Regions from separate parts of the Mus musculus genome. Here region 2 is linked to region 1. The links are chromatin loops, found by intact Hi-C in ENCODE. Cell type or tissue: gastrocnemius. All regions are shown on one strand.

Evidence for each region. A loop is a pair of places that touch in the nucleus more often than their neighbours do. Peaks named below come from ENCODE experiments on the same cell type or tissue, not always from the same donor. Only the 100,000 strongest peaks of a DNase experiment are listed, where the experiment ranks them.
Region 2: a loop joins it to region 1, with 4 times the contacts of the local background. A loop is called at or near these places in 6 of 42 quality-filtered maps.

What each region holds. Positions count from the first base shown.
Region 1 is chr5:107,917,723-107,925,722 of GRCm38, reverse strand. Dipk1a (divergent protein kinase domain 1A) reads left to right here. Exons shown (of 5, transcript NM_026062.4): 2 at 1,004-1,138. Among named protein-coding and RNA genes, the nearest start is that of Gm26387, 14 kb to the right of the region's middle. In gastrocnemius, a CTCF peak has its summit at 4,155 (motif pointing left); DNase peaks (open chromatin) are centred at 945 and 4,118; H3K4me3 peaks cover 587 bases; H3K27ac peaks cover 1,947 bases.
Region 2 is chr5:108,077,848-108,085,847 of GRCm38, reverse strand. It overlaps Mtf2 (metal response element binding transcription factor 2), which reads right to left. Exons shown (of 15, transcript NM_013827.3): 2 at 4,825-5,023; 3 at 4,630-4,711. Among named protein-coding and RNA genes, the nearest start is that of Mtf2, 16 kb to the right of the region's middle. In gastrocnemius, CTCF peaks have their summits at 257 (motif pointing left) and 3,233 (motif pointing right); DNase peaks (open chromatin) are centred at 190 and 3,292; H3K27ac peaks cover 1,707 bases.

The DNA.
Region 1 (8,000 bases):
CAGCTGAGATCAGATATCAGAGCAGCGCACACAAAACATTGCAAAGGGGAGCCTGTTGTGTAGCTTTGCCCATTGGCGTGCAAGGAATAATTTTTGCTTTTCTTTCTTTTTGTTTTTCTTTTTGTTGTTGTTTTGCTTTGCTTTTCTTCTTTGAGACAGGATCTTATATAGCCTTGTCTGGCAACTCAGTATAACTAACAATGACCTTGAACCTCTGATTCTCCTACCTCTACCTCCCAAGTGCTGGAATACAGGTTTCTACCAACATACCTGGATAAATCTTATTTTTACAGACTTGTGTACACACACACACACATACACACACACACACACCAGATCAGGCAGGGTTTTCCTATGTAGTACTGGCTATTTGGGACTCAGGGTTAGTGTTAAGAACTTGCTCTGAGCCGGGCATGGTGGCACATGCCTTTAATCCCAACACTTGGGAGGCAGAGACAGGCGAATTTCTGAGTTTGAGGCAGGCCTGGTCTACAGAGTGAGTTCCAGGACAGGCAGGGCTACACAGAGAAACCCTGTCTCGGGAAAAAAAAAAAAAAAGAACTTGCTCTGTAGACCAGGCTGGCCTTGAACTCACAGAGATCCACCTGTCTCTGCCTCCCAAGTGCTGGGGTTAAAGGAGTGTGCCAGCACTGCCTGGCTAAAATATTAAGTATTACTATGATTATTCATAAAGACCTTTAAAATTCTCACTTGAAACAGTGTTTTGTCTGCTCGCCTGGTCTAGAAGTGGTGTTGTGCTTTATTGAGTAAGTGGCCTGAATGGCATTGGAGATGCCGAACGTACATCCTGAAAGGGTATTTGTTTCCCTTACTTTCCTAAGACCCATGTTGTCTGGGCTTCTTGACAATGCACTTTGTTCTAGAGCTGCCATATAAAAGCTTGGATTATACATTGTGCTTCTCCAAGCAAGGAGAACGCCCGTTCCAGTGCGGTGAGTGCCAGCTTGCTGCTGACTGACTGTCATGTGACCTTTGCTTGCAGGCTCGGTTGTCCTACATGCGGGTGAAGTATCTTTTCTTTTCCTGGCTGGTGGTTTTTGTCGGAAGCTGGATCATATATGTGCAGTATTCAACCTATACAGAGCTATGCAGAGGGAAGGACTGTAAGAAAATCATAGTAAGTATTTTAAATATTTTAGTTTTTTTAAAAAATGTCCTATAACAGACTATAGTTATGATAAATGGCCTAATTATTAAATGTCTTCAACAGTAAAGGCAATTTGATATTACAGTTGTGCTGAACGTCCTAGCTTTTTAGTAAATTCAGTACTCAGAAATCTAAATATGTAGTACAGGTAAATCAGTGTGGAAGCAATCTCACTATGAAATGGTTTTTATTTTCAAATATATTTGAAATTTGGTTTATTATATATCAGATTTTAAAAATGTTTAGGGCATAAGTATGTTATTATAGATTTTCTAGAATATATATTTTTTTAATAAAGAGTCATATCAAACACTAAACTTTATCTAAAGGGTATATATTTATCACTTATTTTCTCTCTGAGTAATTCAGTATATTTTATAAAAATTACCTTATCAGTGCAAGAGTAATAGCCATATTTACTGGCTGTGAGTGTTGTAGAACACTTATTTTAAATCCTTGAGTTTCTTAATTAAGTCAACTCCTTATTTTCTACTACTATCTTTCAACATATATCAAAACACTTATTTCAGGACCATATATTTATTTTTGAATTTGTTTGTTTGTTTTTATGGGACGCTAGTTCAAACCAAGGACCTCAAGCGTTCAAGCAGGTGCTTACCTCCAAACTACACCCATCTCTATGCAAAACATTTAAAGTGTGTGCGCGTGCGTGTGTGCACACGCGTGTGAGTGGCGCTCCTGCTGAGACCAGAATAGCGCATCAGGTTTCCTAGAGCTGGAGTTACAGGTAGTCCTTAGCTGCCTGATGTGGATTTGGAGAACGACACTCAGGTAGCCTGAAAGCACTTTGGGTGCAGCAAGCATCCTTTCTTGCTGAACTACCTCTCATGCTCAACCCTGAGATCTTACTACTTTCACCGCAGTACATATATTGAAGTGTTGTACATTAATACAGTTACTGAGAGTCAGGATCTTCCTGATTACCATGTCACGTTGGTTCACTGTCAAGAACACCAGGCTAGAGACAAAGTCCTAGGCTGCGGTCACCTTTTCATAACAGGGCTTTGATTTAGTTCTAGTTTACAGGCAAGAAAAATGTTTTTGCCCTACTTGCCCCTTAGCTTTTATGATGCTGACTTTAGCCAATACGCTTGGGCACTAACTGTGATGGTCCTCGGACATGTCAGCTGGGTATAGAGTAGGTTCAAATGTCCTTGACTCGATCTTGTTTGGTCTGAGGCAAACAGCCTCATACTGTCACTGTAGTATTGTAAGCTGTTCCTGAGAGACAGCTGGAGAAGCGCCCTAGAGCATCGTTTCCGCTTTGTTAGGAGTTAGAGGTGAGTGGTCATCACTGTCATGGCCATGCTGGTTTCTTCTCTGACTATCTGCTGTCTTTTACACTCTCTATTCTGTGTGAGGGGTTACATCTGTTGTGGTGTGGGTGCTGAAGTAAAAGTTCCTCAGGTTTGAGGTCAGCCACCTTCTCAGTAGCTGTGCAAGCTCCTGAGCTTCTGCAGAATGGTGACTAATGCCATTTCCATATACTTCCCCTTCTACTGCGATATGATTGCTTGCTATAGCCATGATTTCCTAATTACTAAGTAATTGCAGCCAATCCTGTTTGATGCCCAACTATGTAGAAATCTTACATAATTGGACTCTGTAGGTGGGATCTCCCAGACATGGCCTGTTTCATTAACTGGAGTAGGAGAGGTGCTTCTCTTCTGTGCACATCTGAGGACCACAAAGTTCCATCGGAGTCCTCTGACTGACTCCTCTGTGGGGGGAGTCTGCACTTCTCTGAGGAGTGCCTCCGCCACATTTTAGAGGGCTGGTGTGAGTGTTAAAGAAGCATAACCCTTGGGAGGCAGAGGCAGGCAGATTTCTGAGTTCAAGGCCAGCCTGGTCTACAGAGTGAGTTCCAGGACAGCCAGGGCTATACAGAGAGAAACACTGTCTCGAAAAACCACCACCACCACCAACAACAACAACAAAAGGAACCCTTTAACCTGAAGCACTAAAAGATTTCAGGAACCCTAATTTAATCACAGTCTCCTTTGAGATTCAGTTTCCAAGGATAATGGTTTGTTACTTAAAACAATCAACTTAAGACCTACTAAATTGAAGCCATTAGGAGCTATGTTCTTGGTTAGACAGTAATGCATGACAGTATTCCATTTAGCTGTGCCTTGCTTGGGCTTCTTTAATGTGTGAGGAAGAAGTCAATAGAGGAAACACTGGAAAAGCTTAAGACAGAGCGCAGAACATGGTGAAGACTGGTAATGCCTGAGAGAGAAGAGGGAGAAAATGATGACTGAAGACTCAAAAGTTTCCAGGAATTGTGAAAAACCCAACTCTGCCTGTGTCTGTCTGTCAGTGTGTGTCTCTGTATGTGTGTGTCTCTGTCAGTGTATGTCTTTGTGTGTGCCTGTCTCTGTACATCTTTATGTGTCTGCGTGTGTCTGTTGGTGGGTGTCTGTGTGTGTGCCTTGTGGCTAGCTTTATCTCTCTGTGTGTATATGTGTGTGGGTGTCTGTGTGTCTGTGTGGATGTCTTTGTGTGTATCTGTGGAAGGTGGAGTGTCTGTGTATATATGTGTGTGCTTGTCTGAATGCATATGTGTCTGTGTGTACATGTGTGTGGGGGCAGGCCTGTATGGTTTTGTGTGTGTCTATATGTGTGTATACGTATGTGTGTGTGTGTCTGAGTGCCTTGTATGTGAGTGTGTGTAGGTGTGTCTGTGTGTATGCATGTGCCTGTGTCTTATGTCTGTGTGTCTGTCAGTTTGTCTGTGTCAGTGTCTGTGTGTATGTATCTCTGTGCTTGGTTTTTTAAGTCTTGTTAAGGAAAACCAGCTGTCTGAAAATGATATCTTAAGTACACTTTTAGAGCATGGATTTTTGAAAATATTTAGAAGCCAAAGTTTACACATATGTTTGTGGTTATTGCCCTCTTGTGGTCCAGTTTGTAGTTTAGGGCAGGATTCCTTCAATAGGAGTGTGTTTTGTAAAAATAAGGGTAAACAGTGCCCTCTTCTGGTACAATGAGGTATGTGCAATCAAAGCTAAATGCTGTTTATTACAATAGTAGTAAATCTTGGGCTTTTAATTATTTAAAAGTTACTTAGTATCATTATTGACTATTTTGATATACAGCTGAACATTTTTATAGACATTACTTAGGGTGGCTATAGCTTTATGAAGCCAACTGCTCTTTTCACACAAATGTTTGGGAAATTTGCCTTTAATTTGGGATAGAAAGCCAGAGCTATTCTTTGTGACCACCCCTGTGACGCAAGATTAGCTTGAGGCCTTTGCTCACAACAAGAAATCTGATTCTCACAGCTGAATACCAGACTAGTCGCTGCTTACTGATTTACTAATAAGAGACTTTACTAAGAAAATAAAAAGAAACTTTCAATACTGTGTACTGTTCTGTATGGTACAAGGGCAGGGGAACTTCAGAGATGCCCAAGACAGTCTGTGCCTCTAAATCACCTATCAGTATAGCCAGGCTGCAAATGATGCTGGACTGGGGGATAGGAGGAAAGAAGAGAGGGAGAGTACCAGCTCGGTGTGCAATGATCGCTCGAGTGGAAAGCAAAGTGTTGCAGAGAGGCTGTTTCCAAATCTCTAGTTTAAACAGTGAAGTGGTGGTGGGATTCAGAAGCTGAAGTCAGGTCAGTTGAAGGAGGCCCCAGCTCTTCTGACAGAATATGCTACACTTAGGGAAGACTCCCTCAGCTTGTCAGTTTGGCAGGTGCCTTCCTCTGTGTTTGATGATCTGTCAGCCATTGCACAAAAGCCCTGGGTTAGTCAGCCTTAAACCTGTTCTGCTAGCTCCAGCTCAGCTTGTCAGCCTAGCTGGACTGATTCTGCACAGGCTCTGGAAGCTGACTGGGCCTAGGCTCCGTTTTCCATGCCTGCAAACAAAACTCCATGCAGCATATAGAGAATCGCCTAGACCTACTTTCTTTGGAGCAAAAGATGTTTGGATACTGATTTAGTTTTTGTTGGTTATGTAGTGTTGGAATGAATCCTCATACATATTATGAAAACACCTCACTATTGGTTAAGGTAGATGTGTGTGTGTGTGTGTGTGTGTGTGTGAGAGAGAGAGAGAGAGAGAGAGAGAGAGAGAGAGAGAGAGAGAGAAAGTTAGTTTTCGGCTTTTTAACTTCTTAGGGTATCCCAACACCACCCACCTTCCTTCCTTCCTTCCTTCCTTCCTTCCTTCCTTCCTTCCTTCCTTTATTTGGTTTTTCAAGACAGTTTCACTGTGTAGCTCTAGCTGTCTGTACTGGAACTCACTCTGTAGAACAGGCTGGCCTTGAACTCACAGAGATCTACCTGCCTCTGCATCCCGAGTGCTGAGATTAAAGGTGTATGTATTCCAGGCTGGAGAGATGGCTCAGTGGTTAAGAGCAGTGACTGCTCTACCAGAGGACCTGAGTTCAATTCCCAGCAATGACACATGGTGGCTCACAACCATCTGTAATGGGATCTGATGCCCTTGGTGTGTCTGAAGACAGCAACAGTGTACTCACATATATAAAATAAATAAAATGAAAAAAATGGAAAAAAAAAAGCTGTCTCCTGAGAGGCTCTACCAGTGCCTGACAAATACAGAGGTGGATGATCTCAGCCAACCATTGGACTGAACACAAGCTCCCCAATGAAGGAACTTGAGAAAGTACCCAAGGAGCTGAAGGAGTTTGCAGCCCCATAGGAGGAACAATATGAACTAACCAGTATCCCCAGAGCTCCCAGGGACTAAACCACCAACTGAAGAGTACACATGGTGGGACTCATGGCTCCAGCTGCAGAGGATGGCCTAGTCAGTCATCAGTGGGAGGACAGACCCTTGCCCTTGGTCCTGTGAAGGCTCTATGCCCCAGTGAAGGGGAATGCCAGGGCCAGGAAGTGGGAGTGGGTGGGTTTGTGAGCAGGGGGAGGGAGGAGAGGACAGTGAGTTTTTGGAGGGGAAACCAGGAAAGGGGATAACATTTGAAATGTGAATAAAGAAGATATCTAATTAAAAAATAAAGGTGTGTGTCACCACTACCCAGCTTTATGGTAGTTTCTTGGTTACTTTTTTATTGCTATGATCAGACACGCTTATCACATGACCAAGACAATTTTTAAAAAGATTTATTTATTTATTATATGTAAGTAAGTACACTGTAGCTGTCTTTAGACACTCCAGAAGAGGGTGTCAGATCTTGTTACAGATGGTTGTGAACCACCATGTGGTTGCTGGGATTTGAACTCAGGACCTTCGGAAGAGCAGTCAGTGTTCTTAACCCCTGAGCCATCTCTCCAGCCCGAAATTTTTTTTTTAAAGTTTTGTTTTTCGAGACAGGGTTTCTCTGTATAGCCCTGGCTGTCCTGGAACTCACTTTGTAGACCAGGCTGGCCTAGAACTCAGAAATCTACCTGCTCTGCCTCCTGAGTGTTAGGATTAAAGGCGTGTGCCACCCTGCCCGGCTGACCAAGACAATTTATAGAAGAGTTTATTGGAGCTTACATTTCAGAGGGTGAGTCCATGACCATCATATTGGAAGGCAGGCATGGTGCAAGAACAGGAGCAGGAGCAGAGAGCTAACTGGCAATGTCATGGGCTTTTGAGCTGCCAAAATGCACCCCGAGTGACACACCTCCTTCCACAAGGCCATACCTCCTAATATTTCCCAAACAGTTCCACCAACTGAGGGCCCAGTGTTCAAAGATACGAGTCTTCGTGGACAGGTGGCATGGGTTTCGTTATAGCGTCTGCACACATGTGTCATGCTTTGTGCTACTTCGTTCTGCTCAGTACCTCTTCATGCTTCCTTCTTCAGCAGTTCCTTTTTTTTCTCTCAGTTCTGATTTAATTATATAAAGTATTCTCGAGTATCCAGGTAAGTCGTCCCTATAATGCTAGCACTTGGGAGGCCAACTCAGGAAGATTTCCACATATGCAAGCCTAGGTCCCGAGTTCCAGCCCAGCCTGGATTACAGGGTGACATCCTATCTGGGACATTTTTTTTAATGATCTGTTAACCTTGTTCAGCCTGGCTGCTTCTTCAGGCATTATTGTTGTTATTTGTACTTTTCTAGAAAATTGCTCATTTAAATATATTGCCATAAAGTCATTTGTGTTTTTCACAGTCACTGCCCAGTGGCTGCCTGTTAGTGCTTTGTTTTGCTTTCAGTCTTCCTAAGGGCTCCTTTTTGTTAAGATTATGAGGAAGGATCTTTGGATATTTCATTGCTGACTTCTTTGCTCCCATGCCTCTCTATCTTGAGGAATTGACTGTACTGTCATTAGTGCTGAGGTTTTGTTTTTACTTAGTTTAAGCTTTAAGTTTGAGCCTATGTAGTGCTCCGTGTGCTTTCTTATTCTTTTCAGCCTTGCATTTAGAGCTATAAATTCCCCTCTGAGAGATGTGGCACCTGTATCCTACAAGTTTTAATTGTTGTTGCATTCTAAATATTTTGTATTTTCATTTTCTAGTTTACTTTAAAATTTCCTTTTAGATTCTTCCTGTTCCTCCCTCCTCCTCCTCTTCTTCCTTCTCCTCCTCTTTAAAAATGGAGTCTCATTCTAGCCCAGGCTGGTCCAGAGGTCATCTTGTAGCTCAGACCACTCTAATGAATGCTCACTCTGAATGCCCAGCCTCCTTTTCTTCCTACATAGACTTTCAGTAAATTTTATTTTCATCTTTTTTTGAGGAGGTGGGGGGCGTTGGTCTATATTTGAGCTGTGGAACTTCAATGACATTTGTTTTCCTTCCAATCTATTTATTGATTCTTGGTCAGAGAATATGTGGTCTGCATGGTTTAAATCCCTCACTGGACAGTCCCTGTAGGAGGCTGCACTCCAGTGT
Region 2 (8,000 bases), 160 kb before region 1:
TTGATCTATACAGTAAGTTCAAGACACCTAGACCTACTACATAGTGAGACCCTGACATAGTAAGACCATCTCAAAATGAAGAACAAAACAAAACAAAAAACCTTCGGGCTAGAGAGATGGTGCAGCAAACACTGGCTGGTCTTCCAGAGGTCCTTAGTGCAATTCCCTGCAACCACATGGTGGCTCACAACCATCTGTAATGGGATCCGATGCCCTCTTCTGGTGGATCTGAGGACAGCTAAAGTGTACTCATATAAATAAAATAAGTAATTTTTTATAGTAACACAAAAGTGTTACTATTAAACTTCAAAATTTGGATATATTACCATCTCAACATAATTATCAATTCTAGCATCTTCCTCTTTCTCATTTCAATATAGCAAAAATGATATACACTATCTATACATAAACAATAAATGCTTATATTTTTATGCTATAAATCAAACATCATGTTACACTTCACTCTTTTAGAACTAACTTTATTTGATGGGTTTTTTGGGGGAAGTCTCTCTGTGTATCCCAAGCTGGCCTGGAACTCACTTTGTTGCCCTTAAACTCCTGTTGGAATGTTTCACCCTCAGACTCTGAGTTACTAAGATACAGATCTGGGTCACAGCAGTGACCAACAGACTATGTTAATATACTATTCATAAAGAAGTGATAGTCAAGCAGATGAAGGAACTGACCTAAGTAGTCTCAGTTAGAAAGTATCAACACTAGATGTCAAACCCTGATGTGCCAGAAGCCATGTTCTTCCCACCATACACTGATTCTTCTCACCAATACAAGGAAATACTTCTACCAAAGCATTTTCACATAGCCAGTTTTTCAAATTATAACCTCTAACAGCTGCATAATATTCCATCTAGTGGAAGAAAACAAATTTTCTTCATTACTTCTTTATTCTGTAAGATATAGGTAACATAGAAGTTACCAATTATTATTTTATTACTTTGCCTGTTTTTGTATTATTGACTATTTGTCTACTTAGGTCCTCTGTCTCTTCCAAATTTTGTTTACTGTGATTTGTTCCATAGCTTCTGGGTTTATGGCTACAATTAGTCAATATGAGTTGAGCCTTATCATGGTAAATGTGTTGTTTCAAAAGAAAGGGTTGGGCTGTCAAGATGACTCAGCAGGTCAGAGCTCTTCTGAAGGTCTTGAGTTCAAATCCCAGCAACCACATGGTGGCTCACAACCACACATGAGATTTGATCCCCTCTTCTGGTGCATCTGAAGTCAGCTACAGTGAACTTATGTATAATAATAAATAAATCTTTGGGTCTGAGGGAGCAAGCGGGGCCAACCAGACTGAGCAGAGATCCTAAACTTCAATTCCCAGCAACCACATGAAGGCTCACATCCATCTGTATAGCTACACTGTACTCACATATATAAAATAAATAAGTTTAAAAATCTTCAAAAGAAAGGGTTGTATAGCCTCCATGAGGAGTAGATGCCTAATATAACTCCCACCATTTCCATGTGGACTGGTAAGGAAGAAGGTAATTCTGCAGAAGAGGAAGTTATTAATCCAATAAACTGTACGTACTCAAGAAACAAGCCTAAGAAACCCGAAAATCATCTTTATCTGTAAAATCCAAGTCTGTCTTTTTTACTATCAAATTACAAGATTACTAGCCTAACTTAATTGCCTACTGTCTTCCTTACTACAAATTAAGCTATCTATGAAGTCTTAGCTTTTTCATTTTAATAATACCAAAGAAAAGAAAGATGGTTTAGTGATTAAGAACTTGTTCCACTCCTCAACCACGAACATCAAGAGCTTAGATCTCAGCAATCATTAGCATTCCCTCAAATATTGAAAAAACCAGCTCAGGTGGGGGGTGGAATGTACAGACAGGAAGATCACTGTGAATTGCTGGCTCCTAGCACAGATGACATACTAGCCTCAGGTGAAGAGACCTCAGTGAAGAGACCTTGCCTCAAATGAATAATAGAAAGTTATAGAGGATGAAATCCTACATGTTCTTTTGACCTCCACAAATACTCCCATCCCACACACATGAATAAATAATAAATCTTGAAAGTATCTATCAAGGATTTACTTCAAATAAAGTGGGCATAGTGGCAAGCAGCTTTAATCCTAGCACTTGGGAAGCAGAGGCAACCCTACTTACTGTTTAGTTCAAAATCAACCTATTCAATATAGCAGGTTCCAAGCCAGTCAAGGGTACATTACTCTATCTCAAAAAATAAAATAAAATGGCTGGGCACTTGAGAAGCAGGCAGATCTCTTAGTTTCCAGCTGGGAAGCAGTGCCACACACTTTTAATCCAGGCCAGCCTGACCCAGATGATCCAAGGCTAAAGAGAAACCATGTGGTAAAAAAAAAAGCAACTACCAAAAACCAATCAAGAAAACTACTATACAGCTCAGTGGCTAGACGCAGATACTGCTCTTATAATTGACCAGAGAGGGCTGGTGAGATGGTTCAGTGGGTAAGAGCACCTTGCCTCAAATGAATAATAGAAAGTTATAGAGGATGAAATCCTACATATTCTTTTGACCTCCACAAATACTCCCACCCCACACACATGAATAAATAATAAATCTTGAAAGTATCTATCAAGGACTTCGACTGCTCTTCCGAAGGTCCAAAGTTCAAATCCCAGAAACCACATGGTGGTTCACAACCACCCTTAATGAGATCTGATGCCCTCTTCTGGTGTGTCTGAAGATAGCTACAGTGTACTTACATATAATACATAAATAAATCTTTTTTTAAAAAAAATTGACCACAGAGCAGTTTCCTGCACTTCTAGCTGAGGCTCACAAATGCCTGTGCTCCATCTTCAGGTTATCTGACACATCTGGCCTCTTCAGTCACCTACACTCAAACACTTTTTTTCTCTATTTTTAAATTAATTTTATTTTTTAATTCAATTTTAATTAAAAAATATAAAGGTATAATAAACATTTTCACCTGGTTTCTTTTCAATTATATTTTATTAATAAGTTTCTAGAAAAGTTAAATAAATTAGAATATTTTTATTCATTTAATGCAATTACTGAAATAGCCAAAACAGAAACTTACTGTCAACAGCAATGCAGGAATATATCATTTCATAGAAACAAATAAATACTAGGTATTTAAAACTTTACTAAAGTTCTGTCTTAACATAATAAACATGCCCCTGCTATAATATTCATTTCTTTTTTTTAATTGTACTTATTTAATGTATGAGTGCTCTGCTGCATATACATCCGCCTGCCTGAAGAGGGCATCTTATCCCCCTTCAGATGGTTGTGAGTCACCACACGGCTGATCTCATGACCTCTGGAAAAGCATCTTAACAGCTGAGCCATCTCACCAGCCCACATTTCTTTTTAATATAAAATTTATTTTTATTTTATATGCACTGGTGTTTTGCCTGCAAGTGTCTTCTTTGCAAGGGTGTCAGATCACCTGGAACTGGAGTTATTGACAGTTGTGAGCTACCATGTGGGTGCTGGGAATTGAACTTGTATCTCTGGAAAAGCAGCCAGTGCTCTCTTAACAACAAAGCTACCTATCCAACCCATAATGTACATTACTTTAAACAATTAGCATGACTATTTTTTCCCAGATTTATGTAAACTTTTAGAACATAGCTTATTACCTAAAATTCATAATTATAAATCATAATTATAAACAGGTTTCTCTTTCTCTTCTTTTTTTCTTTCTTTTTTGTGTTTTGTTGTGTTTCAAGACAGGTTTTCTATGTAGCCCTGGCTGTCCTGGAACAAGCACTGTAGAACTATATATCTGCTGCCTCCCAAGTGCTGGGATTAGACAATAGTTTCTCACAGCACTTTCAAGCACAGAGCACCCACTCACCTCACCCACTAACTAGGTGCTTGTTTGACAGGACTTCAAGCCTTTACACCTTTCTATCTCTGCATACCACTTAAGGGGACTGGAAAAATGGCTCAGCTTATTCTTGCAGAGAATCCAGATTCAGTGCCCAGCACCCACATGGTGACGTACAACCATCTGAAACTCAAATTCCAGGGAATCTGACATCTCTTCTGACCTCCAGAATCACCAGATTCTGATTTCATGAATCATATATATATATATATATATATATATATATATATATTCAACCATTCTCATATACATATGTACATATATATATATGTATGTATATGAATGAAGAGGAAAAAAAGAGAATGGAAAAATGGAAAAAGATGGGATTTAAAAGGCAAAAAGAGGTAGGTAAGTGGTGGTGCATGCCTTTAATCCCAGCACTTGGGAGGCAGCAGGCAGATCTGAGTTCAAGGCCAGCCTGATCTACAGAATTAGTTCCAGGACACCCAGGGCCACACAGAAAAACTGCCTTAGAAAAAAAACAGAAAGACATAAAGACCTATGTCAAACCTACCAAAATCTCCAAAGTAGAAAGGCTAAAACTGATTCAGCATGTAGAAGAATAACAGAAAATAGTATTAAATGATTCAATTAAACTATAGAGTTTTGTTTATAAAATAAATTTTTAAACGTCTTATACATGCTACCCAGCCACTGAAGAACAGTATATTCAGTATCACTGGCATCAGAAAAAGTCATGTTGAAGAAAACTAAGTTTCGATATCAATCATGTTCAAGAGTAACATAGCACCTGCCTGTTTGGATGTCCTTCCAGAGAACCCAGGATTTGGAACTGTCCTCAAATATGATGAAGCAGCTCTGTTTCAATATGTTTATCTGCAATACACAAGAAATCAGTAACCCCTTAAAACTGCTAAGCATGAGGTTAAATTTTAAAATTATTAAAATGAGTAATGCAAGTATAGCAGAAATTTATTAAGGTAACTTGCCTTTTTGATAGTTCCAAGATAAAACAAGCCATCTGACCATCTAGCTAAGACATCTTGACCCTCTTCAAATTTACATGCTGGTTTTTTGGCTTTATGTCCATCCTGTAAAGACAGCTTGTTCAAGGATGCTGAGGTCTTTTGGTTTCGACGTAAAGGAGACCGCTTGTGGACCAGTGAATTACCTGCTCCTGTAGAGTCTCTGTTCAGGAAATAGACCAAATAGAAGACGTATAAGATTTTATACCAGATAAATCTCACATGTTAACCAAACTTTTGGTATAAAATCCTTAATTTGTGAAAAAAACAACAAATAACTCAAATGACAAGTACTTTCTAAGTAGATGTAACTAAAACAAAAGAACAATAATTCATGATACTTGCTCACTGCATACCCTAAGCCAGGACTCAAGAAGTCATTTCTGTATCGGGGTAACTGCCTCCTAAATAACAGCTAAGAACCACTAAGCAGGGTAGCCCAAGGGGAAGTTCCAGGCCAGCAGAGGCCACTCAGAAGTACCAGACCAACTTAAGCTTTATATCTGGGACCCTGGCCTTTAAACAGATTTAAACTTCTTAGCTTAGACCACAGGTAATTAAGACACATGACTTCTGGGTGATATGACTGTTCACATTCGCTGGAGGGAAGTAACAAAGCCTCCACTGAGAACCACTAAGCAAAAAGGGGAGAATAAATCAACCAAAATATACAGACTTAATTTTTTTTTTAAAGTTGATAATTGATCAGGTGACAAGCTCAGCAGATAAAGGTATAGGCCAACGAGCCTGACAACCTGAATTTGATTCCCAGTACTCACAAAAAAACAGAATAGACTCCTGTAAGTTGTCCCCTACCTACACATGAGTACACAAAATGAATGTAATTAAAATTAAAACTTCAGATTCCACAAAATTACAATCAAGTGAAAACTGGAAGATTTTACTTCTTAAGCAAATGATTCCAAACAATAAACTATAAAATCATTATAACTTACATATTAAAAACTGTGAACAATATAGCATACCTTCAATTAATTTTTTAAAAAGTTTATGTATATGGGTATTTTGCCTGAATGCATGTCTGAATGCATGTGTGTGGCTGGTGTTACAAGAGATCAAGAAAGGATGTTGGATCTCTTAGCCACCAGAGTCCTCTAGAAGAGCTGCCAGTTCTCTTAACTGCTGAGTCATGTCTCCAGCCCCAACATCAACTTTCTTAAAGGACAAAGAAGTGTTTGGCTTCATTGTTCCAATTTTAGACATTTTACTGGTTAACATTCAAGAATATGTAAAACTATATAAATAAGAGACCATAAAAGTTTAGTAAAAAAACAGAAAGTGAAAATGGGGATTAAAGTCTCAGTAACTTAGCTAAGAACAAAGGAAACCTGTTTGAAATGTCTAAAAATAACAAACTCTGGGAAACATGCCCATGCTACAACATGGAGCCTTGAAAACATTACCATAAGCAAAACAATCCAAATAAAACAGACATCTAGCCGGGTGTGGTGGCGCATGCCTGTAATCCCAGCACTTGGGAGGCAGAGGCAGGTGGATTTCTGAGTTCGAGGCCAGCCTGGTCTACAGAGTGAGTTCCAGGACAGCCAGGGCTATAGAGAGAAACCCTGTCTCAAAAAACAACAACAAAAACAAAAAACAGACATCTACTGTTTAATTCTGGTTATCTGAGATAGAGTTAAGCTCATAGACAAATAAATAGAAGTATCTGGGGGTAGGAGAAGGATTAAATATGTTTATGGGAACAGAATTTTGGTATAAAAGAAAAACATTTTAAAATTGTCCTAAAAAGAATTAAGAACTGATACCTTTCCCCTAAATTGTGAAAAATATTAATCTATGTATCTAACAAACTCAAAACCCTGTGAGTATAGTAACTGTAAACAGAATCACTGAAAATCAGAAAGATAATCTTCAAACCAACAAGACAAGGGATGTAGCTCAGTTGGTTGAATGCTTGCCTAGCATACACAAGGTCCTTGGTTCCATCCCCAACACAAGACAAAAATAAACAAAAGAAAAACAGGTACACACCTGTAATCCCACTACTGGGGAGGTGGAAATAGGAAGATCAGAAGTTCAGGGTCATCCTCAACTACAGATAGCTTGAAAAGTTCAAGACCAGCCTGGGATATGTCTAACCCTGTATAAATAAGCAAACACTAAGTCCAGTGATGACTTCGGGGATCTTGAATCCCTATGTAAGTAACTGTCTCAGTTACTTACTGCACTGGGTGAAGACTTGAGCATACACAGGAAGCCTCAAATCAACCTACACCATGACACACTTCCTCCAACAAGGCCATACCACCCAATAGTGCCACTCAATAAAACATGAATCTATGGGGCCAAACCTATTCAAACCACTAAATTCCACTCCCTGGCCCGTATAGGCTTATAGCCATAACACAATGCAAAATGCATTTAGTCCAACTTCACAAGTCTGTCTATTGAAGTGACAACAATGTTTAAAAGTTCAAAGTTCAAAATCTCTTCTGAGATTCATGCAATCTCTTTACTGCAGTTCCCTATAAAATCAAAAAGCAGACAGCATATTTCAAAAGAATGGATATACATTACCATTTCAAAAATATCAAGAGTTTGGAAATACTGGATCAAAACAAGACCAAAAACCTGCTGGGCAAACTCTCAACTCTGCATCTCCATCTGCATGTCCAATTCCTTTCAGCTTTGTTAACTACAACACACTTTCTCCTGGGCTGGTCCCACTCCTGTTAACAGTTTTTCTCAGCAGATATCCTATGGCTTTGGCATCTCGAACATCTTGGGGTCTCCAATGTAACTTCAACTTCACAGCTTCTTGTTCCAATGTCTGGGATTCATACATGATCTTTGTAGCATGCTAGGTAGGCTATGGCTGACTTCACTCCACAGCTGCTGCTGTTCTTGGTGATCATGGTGATGGTACTGGTATCTCCAATACACAAGTGTCTTCCGTTGCAACTAGGCTTCATCAATAGGTTCTCTTCACAATACCAAGCCTCAACTCTTTTGCATGGTCCTTTCAGTCCTGGGTCTTCAAATGTCACTAAGGCTGTACCTTCAACGATGGCCTCTCCTAGCCTCTCACAGTGCCTAACCTCAGCTGCTCTCCATGACCCCTTCATAACTTCAAAATCAGTCCACCTGGGTATCTCTTA